Regions from separate parts of the Homo sapiens genome. Here region 1 is linked to region 2. The links are chromatin loops, found by intact Hi-C in ENCODE. Cell type or tissue: heart left ventricle. All regions are shown on one strand. Links, peaks and the distances in the headings refer to the core of each region. The heading gives the core; the rest is flanking DNA.

Evidence for each region. Hi-C counts contacts between places; a loop is a spot of excess contacts. Peaks named below come from ENCODE experiments on the same cell type or tissue, not always from the same donor. Only the 100,000 strongest peaks of a DNase experiment are listed, where the experiment ranks them.
Region 1: it touches region 2 in a loop (2.2-fold over the local background); 11 of 110 quality-filtered maps call a loop at or near these places.

The regions. Positions count from the first base shown.
Region 1 is chr10:128,857,866-128,863,240 of GRCh38, reverse strand. No RefSeq gene overlaps it. Among named protein-coding and RNA genes, the nearest start is that of LINC02667, 52 kb to the left of the region's middle. In heart left ventricle, for the core only: a CTCF peak has its summit at 3,252 (motif pointing right); no DNase peak of the experiment used is centred there.
Region 2 is chr10:128,538,907-128,544,281 of GRCh38, reverse strand. No RefSeq gene overlaps it. Among named protein-coding and RNA genes, the nearest start is that of LINC01163, 260 kb to the right of the region's middle. RefSeq lists an enhancer at 2,346-3,021. In heart left ventricle, for the core only: a CTCF peak has its summit at 2,835; DNase peaks (open chromatin) are centred at 2,863, 3,968 and 4,309; H3K4me3 peaks cover 1,587 bases; H3K27ac peaks cover 613 bases; H3K27me3 peaks cover 2,336 bases.

The DNA of each region.
Region 1 (5,375 bases), core at 251-5,250, 320 kb before region 2:
GTGGAGTTTGCAGTGAGCTGAGATGGCACCACTGTACTCCAGCCTGGGCAAGAGAGCAAGACACTGTCCACCCCCACCACAAAAAAAGACCTGAGTGGAGTCACTCATGCTCATGTGCTGCAAGACCTCCTTCCCATGGTCCTTGTACCCCTCAACATGGCCCCATGAATAAAGTTGGCCTTACCAATTGAACAAGTGTCTCAGTTAATTTTTTCTTCAACAGTGTCTGTGTCCAGATTTCCTCTTCTCCTCAGGACACCAGCCATATTGGATCCGGGCCCACCTTAATGTCCTCATTTTAATCTAATTATCCTTTGAAAGACCATATTTCCAAATGCAATCACACTTGGTGGTACTGGGCATTAGGACCTCAACACATGAATTTAGGGAGGACACAGTTCAGCTCACAACAGCCTAGAAGCCCCTTTGAGGTCCCATTGGTTTCTCTCCTGCCTTCTCTGCAGCGTTTTGGGGTTCAGATGCTCACTTCCCTTCCTCCATTTCTTCACCACCCATGTTGCCCCCCTTAATAGTCTGATGCCTGTCCTCCAGCTCCCAACCCACACGGAGCCACTCTCTTGCGGGGCAAGGCTTTGCAGACAGATCTGGGCACACATTTATTGGCATACAGTAGCAGTCAGCCAGCTGAGTTTTCTATGCCCCACTAGCAGAACTGGAATTAATGGACAGACCGTAGAAGGAGAAGGCAGATCTTGGCACAGAGAAGGGCAGAAGATGCTCAGCATTTTAATAAACCAGCAACATAATTAAGGAACACTCGGGAAGCCAGGCTCACCTCACCATCGAAGAGCCTCAGCAGGCCCTGGATCACTGCTTCTTGCTTGGAGAAACTAGACAAGCAATCTTAAAATTGGGTGAGGTGCTGAACTCAAGGGCCAGGAGGCAACTCCAGGCCCCCATGACCTCCTGCCTTTGTCCTTTTTGGTCGTCCATCTCCACTTCGTGCCAGATCCTGCACACCAGGGCTCTCTCTTCACCTACATGTTGGCTGCCTTGCAATTTCTGGGTCCACACTCAAGCCTAAGGCTCATTCAACCTCAATTCAAACTGGTTGCCTCCTCAGTCAAGGACAACCCTCCAGGCAGCCTCTGCTCCATCATCCTTGCTGCTGCCTGCCCTTGGAATGTTCCAGTTATCTTTGAATGAGAATAAAGAACAGAAGGGCTGGCCTAGGATGGCTCCCACCTCCAGCTTTCTCTTTCTAGCCTCTCCACCAACCGCCTACTCTGGGCTTACTTACATTCTCTGTGAATTTTTGAGATAATTTCCGAAATGGTTTTTCTCTCTCCAGTTTCTTATTCTATTACCAATCATGAATATTACTGATTAGAATTTCTAATTTTAATTAAAAAAGAAACTAATACGTGCACATGTAAAGAAGTTCAAACTATGCCATAGGGCATGTTAACTATGCCCAATTCTGCCCAGCCCTCTCCCAGACACAGCTCCTGCTCACCATTCCTTCTGCAACCTGCCTTCATTCCCTGCCAAAAACACTCCTGCTGAGATGTTAGCTTGTAACGAAGGCCCTTGAGGTCGATCTGGGGTGCCTTGGTTCATGGGCAGCGAGCGTTCCACCCAATTGTCTGCCTCTCTGGCTGCTGCATCCTTCCACCTCTTTGCAACAAGTGGAGGGGCGCAGTGTGTGTGGTGCCTGGCCTGGTCATCCTGTCCCACCTCTCCTCCCTCTGCTTGGACCCCCTTCATCTTGTGTTGCATCACTTTGTGCAAGGGGCTCTTGCTGTCCCCACTTGGTGCACGTGGCAGTGGCAGCTCTTCTATTCTGCTTCCAATGATGCCTCACACAATAAGTGCCCAGGAAATGCTTCCTGAACAAGTGAATGGATGTGTGGTACCTCCTCTATGTGTATAGCACCTGCCCCAGCGCGTTCACACCTCATCACCATCCCATCCAGTCCCCACTGACTCCTTCAGGTTATGGACAGGAAATGGAAGCTTGGGTCATGCACTTGACAGCTAGAGGGACCGGTGAGGATTCTGGTGTGGGCCTGCGCCCTGGTGTTGTGTGCAGGTGAGGAAGTGGGTCTCTTGCAGCGTTAGGATGCAAACTGCTCATGCCCCGTCGGTGGCCTGGCAGCTCCTGCTGGGAACTGAGTTGGATGGTATTTTGGGAAGAAAGAAGCAGGAGCTGGGGACCGAAGTCTTATCACCCACAGGTCACAGTGGAGCCATTCACTTCACTGAGTCCTGAAGCCAGCAGAGCATGTATGGAAGCTCGTGTGCTCTCTGGGACTCAGACCCTGTGGTCGCGGGACCTGGAAGGCTTTGAGTGCAAGAGCCCAAGGTGCGGAGCATTGGGAACTGGCATCCCCGTGGCAGGAAGCAGGAATGCAGGGACGAGGTGACAGCCAGGCAGATAGGTGTGAGGGGAGCCTGAAGGCCCAGGCTGTCAGACACCCACAGCGTCAGCCAGGCAGGTGGGCAGGGACAGCTTAGGGATTCTCTCTCCAGCCCTCAGCAGCAGGAGCTGGTGCTAGGAGGAAAGCCCAGGCAGGAGGCTGGCATTCATAGCAAGGCCGGGCAGATGCTTCCCATGCTGTGGCTTGTCTGCCCTCCACCACGCTTCCATGACACACAAAGTGGCATGAACAGCCCTGCAGAGCTGAAATCGTAGGAAAGGATGCCTTTGCCTGGGGAACACTCATATCGGGGCTAAAACAGGCAAAACTGGGGCACAGGGTAAACTGGCATGTTTCAGGAAACAGCTTTACAGGGCACCCGTGCAAAAATCAGGAGAGTTTTATCTCAACAATCTCAATAATCCCTTCATCTCTGCAGCGCTTTTCAGATTCCAGGCCTTTCCCTGAACGTCTCATTTGAGTTTGCAGGGCCCCGTGACTCACAGCAGGCAGGAGCCCGTGTTTCCTCCTGGGGGAGTCTCAGGGCCCAGCTTATGTAAAGGACAGGAAGCCACCTGTTCAAGGTCCCAAGGCAATGAAAGAAAGTGTCGGGGCTGGAACCCTGGCTCTTAGCTGCCACCTCAACAAAATACTCACTCACAAATATTACAGGGTTCCTGGCAAAAGAGGCCACTGGGGAGGGTGGTGAATGAGCTCAGAAGTCACTTTTATTTTCTACAGGTGGAAAGCTGTGGGTGATAGCTTTCTGCTTGTGGATTTTCTATGTATCTAATTTTATTCTCATGGTGCCTCAAGGTAGATCACTATAATTGAATAATAAAACAGAAGGAAACTCTATACCAGGCCAGCCACTAGGGGGCAGTTTGTATATGTTGTTTCTAATCCGGATCATAGCACTGCAATTGGGATGGAAATTACTCCCATTTAACAGGGGAGAAGACTGATACAGGCTTAAGTCAGTTGTCTCAACTCACATGACTTCACAAATGTCAGAGCTAGAATACAAACGGAGACCTCTTTAACCTCGATGTCTGAGGTCTTTCTGCCGTGGTGTACTGCTTCGTAAAAACTCTGATAAGTAACAAACTGAGTATGACTTTCAAATGACATCTTAATATCAACAAGCATAAAATGAGAGTTAGGAAAGGTGCTTCTGACGGGGAAAAAGATGCTAACTATTTTAAGAAATGATGTTCAAGCTTGCACTGGCATTCATTTTTGCTGTTTGAAAATTGCTAAAAGAAAGGCTTCCATCCCTCAAAATAATACAAATTGCTTTCATATTTAGTTAGGGATACAAAATAGTGTTGTGGTGGCAACCTTGGACTTTAACTCCACTTCAAGAAAGTAAAAGTGAACTTGTGAAGTTCAGCCAACTGCTTGACCTCTTTTTGTCTCAGTCTCCTCATCTGTAGCATGAAGAGAATTATAGTTCCCATCTCATAGGGCCATTGCAGCACTTCAGTAACATAGCACTTGCCATAATATTTGCATTATTAGCAAATGTTAGAAACAGTTTCCTATTTTTATTATGTAATTTCATATGCTAAAGAGTTTCTGCTTCAAATATCTGATAGTTAAGAATTTTGAAACCCTTTAAATAAAAGACACTACTTCAACCCTTAATTACCTTCCTTGAAATTTAGAAATTATTAGAAATATAATTAAAACATCTATTATTTAAAAATACTTTAAAACATGGTGGCAATCTGACAGCCCATGTATTGGAGAAACTAGAAAAGCAATCTTAAAATTGGGTGAGGTGCTGAACTCAAGGGCCAGGAGGCAACTCCCGGCCCCGGTGACCTCCTGCCTTTGTCCTGTTTGGCCTTCCATCTCCACTTCGTGCCAGATCCTGCACACCAGGGCTCTCTCTTCACCTACGTGTTGGCTGCCTTGCAATTTCTAAAACCAGCAAATGTTTTTTGTTCATCCCAAAACATTCTACAGTTTTAGAACTGGCATTCTAAAATTAAGAGCTTTTACTTATAAATGTAGGTTTCTGGTTTCTCCCGAAAGCTGGGAAATCCTAGAAACCTTGGGCCCACATTGCCACACTGCAACACCAGTGGGAAGGACCCTGGGCTTGGAGCATTTGGCCTCTGCCGTCCAGGGCCCAGAACCGCTTCCTCTCCCACCTCACATACCCGCTGGGCTGCATTAACCTTCCTACCCCTACATCTGCCTCTTTGGACATTTGAGTTTATGATCTCTGCACTAAAATAATTAAGCAGACTTTATTTTTAAATTGGCTTAATACAGCATAATAAAGTATATATTTGAACATAGTTTTTCATTATCAGACTGAGAACCTGTCACATCAATAATTAACTCAACTTGTACAGTGGTTTAACCCTTTGGCATCCACTGGGTGCACTACCTTGGTTTTTTTCAAGTTTGGAAGTCCTGCCTTTGGGATTCTAATTCCTTCCTGATATTCTGGAAAACAGCAGAACTAATGTCATTTGGGTGGAGTGAGAAGGGGCTGGTGCGATTGTTCCCGTGTCCCCTGATGTCTCCTTGCTCTCGCCTCTTTCCCTGACCCTGGCTTCTTCAGCAGCACCTTGGCAACCCTGTCCATCCCATAGAACATTCCAGATGGGTCGGTTTTCGTTTTGCTGTCCTTGAGGCTTACCAGCAGATTAGTTATGCTTTCCAAATTGCAGTGGGGAGCCGGTTCTTTACCACTGTTTATTCTTTCCCCACACTGTGCTCAGCCATTTTTATACAATCCTTGGGTTCTTACCTCTCCTCTGGCCATTGGGCTCCCTGACCTTCCAGGTACCTGGCATAGAGCAGAGCTCAGCAAAGATGGCTGAATAGAATGAACGAACAAGCGAACGATTTCCCTTTCAATGACCTTCGGGATGGGTGGACAAAGAGTAATATTAAAAATGATGTGGAAAATGATTTCTTTTCCCAGCAACCCAACTGGAACAAACAGGTTAATGCTCTTCATCTACTTGCAATTCT
Region 2 (5,375 bases), core at 285-5,284:
TTCTTGAAAGCGGACAGACTGCTCAAGTTCGCTGGTTACCTGTGCGTGCTACCTACAACACATCCATGTATCCAGCCGCTGCACTGCGGTCAACCTTAAGCTCCCATCCTGGATAACACTTATTTGTAAATTCCTCTCTGTTTTTTTTGTTGTTGTTGTTCCATTTCTGGGTACTCTTCTTGGAAGCACACTGCAGGATTTATACTTAATAAATGGTGAGTGATTTAAGAGACATTAGAAGAAAGCTTGAAGAAATACAGTATCCATGTTATTTTTTTCTTTTTGCTCCTTTGAAGACCTAAAATAGGAAAAATCTGTCCCCCTTTAAGTCTTATGTCCTGACAGAAGTGCAGACATCTAAATAATGTCTTTTTTTCTGTTGTAAATTTGGCACATAAAATAAAAGCAAAATATAAGCAGTCTCAAGAAGGGATCTGCAAAATTCCGTTGAATACCTAAACGTGGTGCTGATCAGTAGAATCCCCTGCGAGGAGATCCTGTCCAGCCCTGCTGTGGCTCTCAAGCGTTTGGTTAAAGGAGCAGGTAGGAATCCTATCCTCAGGATGACAAATGCAAGAAAAATCGAGCTCCAGTGACCCTCTGGTTGCTCTGGTACTTTTGCACTAGGGGTTGGAGTCAAGTGAAAAATAGAAATAAAACAATTGCCCAACCATCAGGGAGTGTTTTCAGTCACGGTGAAAAATACAATCTCATCTTGAGCTGACAATGCCGGTCACCGAGCTCCTAGCGTGCAGACGGACGGATAGAGGCCAGAACCGAACGACAAACGACGCTGGCTCAGAAAGGTGTTCTGCTTCCTTTTTAACAGTTTGGATGCTTTGAAAACTATGTCATGCAAACCAAAGAGCAGATTCCTTAACTGCCTTCAAGTATGCCCCTGTGTGCTGGGAACGCAGCTGGAAGACCGTGGCTCTGTGGTTAGGGCAGAATTTGAGACATTGTCTCCTTTTCTTGAATTCTTTGTGCCAAAGAATGAAAAAATACAGAACCTGTTATCACTGCTTTCCTAGGAATCGGAAATTAATTTCTCGCATTTATATGCATACAGTTGTAACTCTGGACACCAGCCCTTTAAGACCCTGACTCTGGATTCTGATAACTAGACACTTCTGGCATATTTCCATCAAACAGAAATTAGGGAGCACACAGAAATACGGCCTGTTTATCAGGACTTGAGTTAAGTTTTTGTTTGTTGGTTGTTCTTTTTGTTTTGTGTTGCCTTTTCTCCTTTGGTGCCCAAATAAAACTACTTCACCTGCAACCACACAGCCAGTCAGGCCAGATGCTGGCTGCCTCCTTACAAGACCACGCTCCAGAAATGGTACAGAGAATTGTACCTCTGACCTGCAGAGTGGCTGCGGCGACACTGCATATTTCAATGTCATTACAACAGTGATAAGACAGCAGAGAGCACTGCTCAGCTCCGGGCCCAGTCAGAGGTAATTCCGGGCATTTGCTGATGGCCTACACAATTTAAGGAGCGCTTTTTACTGTGATTGCCAGGAAGGTGCCGAGGATTACAAAATCCACTGCAGACACCTGACATAGCACAGGGCATTTGCCACTGCACACAGATACCATTTCCAGAGTGGATTCCACATTTAATCTATTTTTTAAAGTCAGAGGTGATTTGAATAGGAAAACTCAAAAGGAACTGTATGAATACACACCTCTCAAAAAATGGAGAAATTTTTCTGGGGGAAAAAAATCCTCCCCTTTCCATCTCACTTGGAATTGAACTTTGGACAGCCTTTGGCAGCCTTGCATAAAAAGATTCATGTTCTGTCCTGGTGGACATTATCAATGGTCAATAATGCTTATAGCAAAAAATACACCTGGCTCTGAATCTTGCCCAGAAGATATTCTTCAGAAGGACAACAATGCACATTATCCAAAGTAGGTGTTTTCACTTAAAACTATGAGCGATCTTCCCCTATTGCATTACAGCAATCTGACAATTTCTAACGCAGAGCAAGGACAGATGCTTCCCAGCTATGTTGATATTACACTTAGCTGGCTGTTCTACCCATGTAACTCACTCCATACTTAAGAAAAAGATTGCAGGGAAAAATTAACATCTTTTTTCCTTGAACATTTAAGGCAAGCCCTTCTAATGGTAGAACTTTATTTTCTTCCTCATAGTAATATATAGTACTGAAATTCCAAAGGTTTCTGGTGCATTTCAACTGTCACCTCAAGTCAAAACCATACAGTTCAGCTATAAAAGAATATAATAAATTTAACCTGACCTAACTGGGGATTTTTAAGCAGCCAATTTTTGTTTAATTGTGTATCTATGAGCTCCCTATTCCCACATATAAGTGTGTGTGTGTGTGTGTGTGTGTGTGTGTGTTTCTGTGTCTTGCCTGGTTCTTTCTTGTGTTCAAACTTGTGTACATACATGAAATTATCTCTGCCTAAGTACTTTCAAAGATGTTAACGTGACATGCCACTATGGAAGAAAACGCAATTCCAGGGAAACTTTATTTTAACCTAGCCTCTTATCTCCTGAATTTTCGCTGCCATCCTGTCTTGGGTGACTACTGTAGGAGCCGGCCACAGGGAATCTTCCTCTCCAGGAAATGTCTATGGAATGCGCCTGGGCACTCTGGCCCCAGCCCAGCCCTCTCGCTATTTAGCGCTTAAGGGGCTGATATTTTATACCCCCGAAGCAAACTTCCGCACTCCAATTCAGATGTAATCAATGTTTTTGTTTTGCAGCCTTTGTAGATTGAGTCTTTGTTAGGCGAGCACGTCTTGTTTCCCCAACACCCGAGGAAATCCCCGGCATCAGAGTGCCCCCAAAAGGCAGCCCGGGAAATGAGCAGGGGCGCGCTGACCTTTAGCGAGACAGCGAAGGTTATGCACATAACATTTGCTTGTTTACTTTGCAAAATAAGCAACGAGTTGGAAACTCCGAGTTTCGCCTGCGCCTCCGCGCACTTAAAAAACAACAACAGGAACCAGAGGCTGCCGGTCTTTCCAGCTCCCGCGCGCGGAGCCTGTTATCTGCTTTGCTCTGTATCTATCCTGATGCAACTTTAATAACGTTAGCCAAGACTGCTCAGAAAATCACAGCTGTAGCTGGAGGCAAAAGAAAAAAAAAAAAAGGAAAAAATCCGCTAAAACGAGGTCCTTCTCTCCAGCCTCACCTAGGAGCCGGGTCACGCCGGCCTGCACGGGGGCAGGGGCCACCCGATCGATGGCCGCAGCGGGCTGATGGCCACTGGTCGTTTTGATGGATATGACTGTAAAAAAAAGTCCAGATTGGTTCACAGTGGACCTCAAACCATGTCAGCTAAAACCAAAGAGACAAAAAAGTGACAGCTGTGGAGAGCGCACTGCAGGCAGTCAACGGCGCCTGTGATTTATTGTTCCATCTGCCTCGCCGCTGTGAGGACAAGTTCCCCCTGATTTGGTTAAAATGAAAAGGACCTTAGAGAGCGCAACGTGGGTTTTGAAAATGTGCAGAAACTATTTTTTTTTAATTTCCTGATTTATGTCCCTTTCCCCTTTCAGAAAGTCTGTCCCGCTCGGGAGCTCGGCAGGAGTGAGGGTTTCCGCGCCTCCAGCCCTAGGCCTGCCGGATTTGGGGGGGTTCAGGGGTGCAGCGTCCCCATCCCACCAGGGCGCACTGCGCAGCGCTGCGGGGGGAGGCAGCCTTGGGGCGCCCCGGCGCCGGCTCCTAGCGGGCATCGTGAGCTGGGGGCCCAGGGAGCCGACCCCCAAAGTTACGGCAGGGCGCAGGCTCCACGGATGGGGGCCGGCTGGGGGACCGAGCGCCCCGGTCTGGGTCCTGGCTGCGCCCTCCCCAGCCCGCCCAGACCCGTCATTCCCTGGAAGTTCAGCCTCCTGCTCTCGGATTCTAATAAAAGTTTTATGCCGGTCAGCACATTTTCAGCCAATTTCCCATGAAGAGGCCTGTTGGTTGCGGTGGCGCGTGGAAAGTTCTGCGCTCTCCTGCCTTGGCCGGGGCCTCTGGAGCCCTGACCAGGGGCAAGCACTTCCTGGCTGGACGTTTTAGGCCTCGCAGCTCCAACCTGGTGTCAAAAGCTGGCCTGTCTTCTGTCTCAGGATGTTGGTTTTACCTCTCAAGTGTTTCCTGAATTTGTGAAAATTCTTTTTCTAGCCGCTTGTCCATAGTGGCTTAATGCTCAAAAAAAATATTTACTTTTTTTTTTTTTGAGACAGATAAAAGGGGGGAGAATGGAGGTGGGGGGTACTGAGAAAGGCAGAGAGGCGGAGAAAGAGCAGGGCTTGGCGCTACTGTGGAGCTGGGGCGGTCCCTGGGGACCAGTTCTGCTTTTGAGCGTGTTCCTGTCAGGCAGGGGTCAACATCTTTTACCTCTTTTTTCCATTATTCAAAATAAGTATTGATGTTATGTTTTAGCTATTTAAAAGCCAGCTGCCTTGCTCATTTCAGATACTTTTCCTGGTATGATTGTATGTGGTAATAGCTGGTCTGTGTATCGTCTTTCACAAAATCTAGCCTTTCAGAGCCTCAGTCTTCAAATGATATCAATCAAAATTTATGCAATTCAAAATCCATATGTATAGAGTCCCAGTTCACCTCATTTAATGATAATAGTAAACCACATGTTGTGTACATGTCTAAAACACTTTTCTCGCTCTTGACTGTGGTAACCCTAGGGGCACCCTCCTCTGCACAGCTTGCCCAAGTGAACCGCATAATACATTGATTAATACCTGGCAACAGCGGAAATCTCGAATAATAAAATGGTGAACGATGTAAATGCAAACTAATAAAACATGGGGAGCGTCGATAATATTTGAAGATGTGTGTTAATATAAACGACCCAGGAAAACCTGAGAGGTGGTGGAGGCCAGTTAATCTGGATATACGGAATTGGCTCTTATTAACCGTCTTAACGTCTATTTTCGCTCAAAATAGGCATAATGAAGTGGGGAAAAGAAGCGATTTGGCCGAGCCTGGCTGCTCTTTTCAGGAGGAGTTAAGGGGAGGAGACCTCTGCCCCTCACCCCAGCCAGGCCAGCTTCAGAGGCAGGGTTGTTGCATCTGCCCTTGTTCTTGAGCAGAGGGTTGGGGTAGGGGGAGGGGGAAGGAAGAAGAGGACCACCATGGAATCAGTTCATCATTGTAATACCTTAATCCTAGGTGGGAAAAATTAAAGTGGGATTTTAGAGAGTTCATTTGCATTAGCTTTGAGACCTGGTCAACATAATGCTCGGGGTTTTTTCAAGAAATGGCTGATAAGTAGGTGGTTCAATAAGACATGAATGAGTTCACTGGGCTTGGGGTTACCTTCTGATAGGCGTGTTAGACTCATGCGCAGACTTTATCACCAGGCAGATGAGGGTGCTCTTAGAATGAT